Linked DNA regions of Homo sapiens: region 1 is linked to region 2. Evidence: read pairs that join two places in POLR2A ChIA-PET (ENCODE). Cell type or tissue: Panc1. All regions are shown on one strand. Links, peaks and the distances in the headings refer to the core of each region. The heading gives the core; the rest is flanking DNA.

Region 1 (2,903 bases), core at 134-2,633, 560 kb before region 2:
AGCTTTGCTGTGTCAGTTAAATAACTCTTCTGAGCCTCAGTTTCCCATGTGTGGGATGGGACAGTAACACCTGCCTCGTCACGGGGCTGTTGGAGGCCCAGTTTGTGAATTCCTCATTTCCCCAGGAGAGAACAAAATCAGTTCCTGGAGAGCCCCTGACAGCCCCCATCCATTGAATTTTCTTCTTCTCTCCTGGGGAAATTAGAAATTCACAGGGCAAGTTTCCACCAGGCTTTGCCTTCCTGAGAGATCTGGCCTGGACCACACTCAAAGCTTGCCCTGCACATGGCTGGGAGAAGGGTCAAGGGCCCCTCAGGTGCGGGTGGCTGTAGAGCCAGCATGGTCTGGAGGGAGTGTGCCCACAGGGAGCTACCCCAGCCAGGCAGCACCTCCTTTCCTTCTGGGGTGCTAGGCCAGGGGAGGAGGTATAGCCTACCTCTTTGTACTGGTCTTGCCCCCTCTGAGAGACAGAGACCTGCTCCCTAGGGAATTGCCTTTAGATGGGGGCAAAGGGAAGGGAGAGAAATTCCTTAACCTGAAAATAAGTATAATCATTGTTATATTAAAACAACGCCAAATTTGCATGAATTTTAAAGAAAAACCCTGTACATCGAAGGGATGGGAGCACCTTCTTTGGGCAGCTGTGCCCCGTTCCTCAGCCCTTCTCTGCCTGGGCACAGGTGCCCCCTGGACAGCACAGCCTGGGGGTCCTGGATTTTAGGGGACCCACTCAAAGGGCCAATAAAGGGTTGAACACTTTTAAGGTGCTTCAACTAGGAGTTTAGCTACCCCTTAGCTATTTTGTGGTTACTGAAGCATGGCCCCCAGGAGAAATCCCTTTTTCCTTCTTTTCTGGGAAGTTCCTGGGAGCCGAGGGGAAGTCTGTTAATACCAGTTCTGGCAGGTGGGAAGAGGCTAGTGGCCTCCTCACCTTGCCACGGGCGCTGGTCCCTCCCTGGGGAAAAGGTTTTCTTGGCTTGGACAGCTTAGGGGCAGAGAGGAGAACATCCTTGGTTTTATCCTGTCTGTGTATATATACATTATGGGTTTTTGTTTTTTTTTTGAGACAGAGTCTCGCTCTGTCGCCCAGGCTGGAGTGCAGTGGCGTGATCTCGGCTCACTGCAAGCTCCACCTCCCGGATTCATGCCATTCTCCTGCCTCAGCCTCCCGAGTAGCTGGGACCACAGGCGCCCGCCACCACACCCGGCTAATTTTTTGTACTTTTAGTAGAGATGGGGTTTCACTATGTTAGCCAGGATGATCTCAATCTCCTGATCTCATGATCCACCCGCCTCGGCCTCCCAAAGTGCTGGAATTACAGGCATGAGCCACCGCGCCCGGCCTTGTTGTTTTTTAATTAAGAAAGTAGTTTTGGATGAGAGAAATGATAAAACTTTTATATACTCCTCCCAAAAAAGTTAAATGCCTCACATGTGTGAGCTGTTCAATTCAGAAAATGGCTGAGTAAACATGATTTTAACTTCATGACTGAAAGAACACTGTAAATTTGGGGAGAAAAAACAACAACTCCATAATGAAAAACAAAGCGGCTGTTCTGCTGTTTCTGAAGCGAGTGGATTGGAGAAAGCGCCTCAGTGGGAGGAGCCGCCTCTCTCCCTAATAACCACACAGCAACAGCTGGGGCTTTGCACGTTCTCTCGGGGCATTCCACTGTCTCGGGAGTGGCCTGTGCGTGGGCCTTTAAGTGCTTTTTCAAAAGCCAAGTATATACCCAAATGTGCTTTTAAATAATGTCTAGGGTCCTGGGTTCCACCCCCAACACTGGGGAGGCCAAGGAGTTGTAAACCCAAACACTGGCGTGTTTGGCTGCAGCCTGGCCTGGCTTTTGTCGGCGGTTTCTGGCTATAATGGTGCTTTTAAAAGTGGTGTGTGTGTGTGTGTGTGTGTGTGTGTGTGTGTGTGTGTGTAGAGTATAATCGGCTCGGATTTAATTCATTCAGCGCATCCAGTTTCCTTAGAAGGGCCAGTGGTGTGTGTGTGTGTGTGTGTGTGTGTGTGTGTGTGTGTGTGTGTGTGTGTGTGTGTAGAGTATAATCGGCTCGGATTTAATTCATTCAGCGCATCCAGTTTCCTTAGAAGGGCCAGTCCCTCCAGCTCAATGCCTTTTTCTGGAAGTTTTGGCCTCAGAATTCAGGCTGTCCGGCCAGCACACAGTGGCCGGCCGTGCGTTCACGTTCAGGACTCACAGGAATGTGGCAGATGGACCCACTCTGTGCAGGGGCTGTAGAAGCTCGCTCAGGGACACATGCCGAATTGCCTTCCCCGCTCCCTTCTTCCTTGTAGTTGAGTCTTAACTTCGCTCTCAGCCATTTTAATTGAATTTAACTTGGGGTAATTATACAAGCACTGAAAGGATTTGAATGCTTTGGGAACAAGATAATTTATACAAAAAAACTTAATCAGGCTTAATTTTGAATTCTATGCTTTTATCTTTAAAAATGTTTATTTTTTTCAAATGTGTGAAAATGGCATTGTGTGTATGTGCTCATGTGTGTTGGGGATGAGGTCTCATCTCCTTGGGTGCACTGACGTAAGCAATGGACTTTTCTAGAGTTGCTTTCCTTTCTTTTATCTGCCACCTCTGGCTATATGATCTCCAGGTAGTTAGCATCTTTTTGGAGGGTTTAAACTGGTTTTAATAATATTCTTAGCGAAAGGTGATGCTGAAGGCAAACCTGTTATTACTACCAAAACGAGTCCTGCCTTACAGAGCCCACTGGAGGCGGAGTCTGGCTGGGCCCTGACCCAGCTCCCTGCCGCTGGCACAAGAGACCAGCTAGCTATGATACAACTTGTTGCCCAGTTTTCAATGGCCAGTTGGGTTCCTTTTAGCTCCTGATTTCATGTTTCTGGGCAGTGGGATATAGGGCCCTGCCTGGCA
Region 2 (2,903 bases), core at 156-2,655:
GTTCTCATTTGCAACACCCTGTTCAAACGGCCACGGAGGCCTTTTCATGCTCGGGCACCCAGCCGGACTAGCCTGAGGGTTTTTGCCCGATCACCTGATCCAGTCTGGAAGGACCTAGTGTTTTTTTTGTTGTTGTTGTTGTTGTTTTTCCCCCGAAAATAAAAACCCAGCAATGATCTGGTGTCGGGAGGGGGGAAGTGGAGGGGAACTTCTTCCGGTCCAGTTCTGAGCTGCCAGTGAAAAACAGAAACCGTCCATTTAGGTCTGCTGGGGTAACAGTGGGCCAAGGAGCTCCGGGTTTCTGTGGAACCAGAGCGATATCAGACTATAATCAATCCATCCACAAATCATTATTGAACCTTTGGGTTCTGAGGACCTCTTTCCAGGACGTGTCTGCTAAAACAAACAAACAAACAACAACAACAACAACAACAAACCTACCCAAAGCTTCAACCAAGTCTTGATGGAGTGTGATTTTGAGGCCTTTATCACTGAGCCCTTGGAAGCAGGCCTAGCGCGCCCTTCCGATCATTTCGGTGGAGTAGTGTGGGGGAGGGTAGGACCCGAGTCTCTAGTGGGCGCCCGGTGGGTTCCCGCGGGTCCCCGATGCCACGGGTGAGCTCACCAGGGACCTACCGGGACACACCTCCCCCCGTCCTGCCGACCTGGGCGGGAGACCCGTCACCTCGCCGGCCCAGGCCTTCCTTCCTAGCCAACCCTGGGACGCAGAACAGCACAGAGTCCAGGGAAACCCGAGCCTCCGGTACAGTCTGTGATCTGCCCTTGATCTCAGGGTTTTGTGCGGAAAATAAAACCACTTGAGACTGAAAACATCCGTCTGAAAAAGAGACAAAAGGGCTAGGGGGTGGGGAAGAGGAAGAGCGAAGGTGCCGGCCTAGGGAAGAGCTCTGGGACAGCCAGGTATGGGCGTGCGGGTCCTGGGACGAGTTTCTTCCCTCGCGTCCAGCCGGGGCTTGGCCCCAGCAGCCTCCCTCTGCCCATGCCCCAAGCAGAACCGACGCGGCCTCTGATCCTGGAGTGACTTCCTCCCCGCCCCGAACTTCGTGGGATATCACTGAACCAGGGAAAGCTGATACCGATGCCGGTTATCATCCTGGGCATTAATAATGCAGTAAGGATCACGATAATTAATAATAATAATGACGGGCCTCCCGAGGGGGCTCCAGCTGCCTCCGGATAAAGCGACGCTCGCGCTGAGGGGACTTCTTAGGTGGTGGATGGAGGTGAGCGCGAAGGAAGCCGGCCTAGGCTCACTGAAGTTCAAGTTGACGGCGGCGGCTAGCAGAAACCGTGCTCCAGCCGCGGCAGGTTGGGCCTCCCTGCGGGCAGCTACCCGCAGCGCAGCGCGGGATCCCAGAGAGGGGCGAGGGCTAGCTTCAGTTTCGTGTCTCTGGAGTCAAGGCAACAGCAGGTTAGCATTTAGGTCCGTTTAGACAGCCGGGCAGGGATAGGGGTGGGGTTGGGGTGGGGGGGACGCCTGTCCCCCCCACCCCACCCCCAGGCCCAGGCCCAGGCTCCTGAGTGTGGTGCAGGCTGTTGGGCCGCGAGCCCCCGCGTGCGTTCTCAGTTGAGCAATTTTCACATCTTGACACTTCTACACTATTGCCATATCCCCTCCCCTCCATCCAGTCCTTCGGATTCGAAGGGCAGAAAAGAAAGGCCAAAGAGAGAGAATGGACCACCTTGTCGGGTCCGTGACTTGTTTGGACAAAGCCTTGGGAAGCGAGGGACCAGGGACTGGGAGCCCTTTCGAGGAAAAGCGGCTCCCGCCCGCTCCACACATCCTAGGGTGGACTCGGAGACCACTCCCAGGCTGTGATCTTCCTCGTTCATATTTTATTCTCCTGCTGAAAACTAGGATCAGCGCCCCCGCACCTGAAGGGGCCTCGGGTGGCTCTCTGACTTTCAGATGGGGAAAGCAATCGAACCAACTCAAGGCTGTGAGATCGGCCACCTCTTCTGGCCCTTTTTGTTCTTCCCCAGATGGGAAGAAAAGCCCCAAACCCCATGGTAAAATTGCCTTCCCCACCCCCATCTTGTCCTTCTCCTTAGATTTGGGGCTTCTCTCAAAACCAATTTCCACCAAAAAATAAAAAATAAATAAATTTTTAAAAAAGTTGAAACATTTCCAATAGGCCTTTTTGTTCTTGCACAAGTTATGACAAATATTTCATTTGACTCCTTCGTCCCCCCATGGGGGTGGGGGTGCTTTGGAAAACTCTAAACGATTTTCCTCACAGCTTATAATGTGTTCAATGAACTCTCCCAAGGATCAGTAACATATGCCAATTATTTTAATAATTTCGCCTAATATTATTAGGGGTTATAAATTTGATTTTAATGGGGCTCTGATTGCTTCAGGAGTTGGCGCTTGGGCAGTTCGCAGAGCCGCTGGGGAAGGCGAGCCTGGCCTCTGTCACCCTCTGGTCACTCCCCCACCCAAGGCTGGACGCCTTTCCTCCCCACTGAACAGGTATTGTGACCTCCGGGAGGTCAGGGCTGCCCCTCTCTCCCCAAGCACCCCTCAGGCCTGGCCAGCCTGGTCCAGAGGCTCATTCCAGGGCTGGAGGGAAAGGAGAGCAGGGAAGCCGCAGCCATCGCGCCACCCGCGCTCTGCGTCTCCACGGCGGTGCTGCGCGATCCTCTGGAGGTGTCGCTGCCACCACCCAAGTCTTTTTCCAGCTGGGAGAGCTGGAGGGGGGAGGTCCAGCACTGCCCAAGGCCTCTTGGAGCTACTGGGAGAGGGAGATATTTTGATGGCTCAGAAATTTAAAAATAATCTTCCCCATCCCTACCCTTTCGTTATTACAATTATTTTTGCCTTCTTCCTTAGAGTATCTTGTTTGAAAACTCCGATCAGCTCCTGCGGGGAAGGTAGGAAG

The links. ChIA-PET counts read pairs that join two places held together with the same protein. Peaks named below come from ENCODE experiments on the same cell type or tissue, not always from the same donor. Only the 100,000 strongest peaks of a DNase experiment are listed, where the experiment ranks them.
Region 1: POLR2A ChIA-PET joins it to region 2 with 8 read pairs; 2 of 35 experiments call an interaction of 5 or more read pairs at or near these places.

What each region holds. Positions count from the first base shown.
Region 1 is chr13:100,549,444-100,552,346 of GRCh38, reverse strand. All of the region lies in intron 2 of GGACT (gamma-glutamylamine cyclotransferase), which reads left to right. Among named protein-coding and RNA genes, the nearest start is that of GGACT, 38 kb to the left of the region's middle. In Panc1, for the core only: no CTCF peak of the experiment used is centred there; no DNase peak of the experiment used is centred there.
Region 2 is chr13:99,987,547-99,990,449 of GRCh38, reverse strand. No RefSeq gene overlaps it. Among named protein-coding and RNA genes, the nearest start is that of ZIC2, 7.2 kb to the right of the region's middle. RefSeq lists an enhancer at 1-142. In Panc1, for the core only: no CTCF peak of the experiment used is centred there; no DNase peak of the experiment used is centred there; H3K4me3 peaks cover 16 bases; H3K27ac peaks cover 1,738 bases.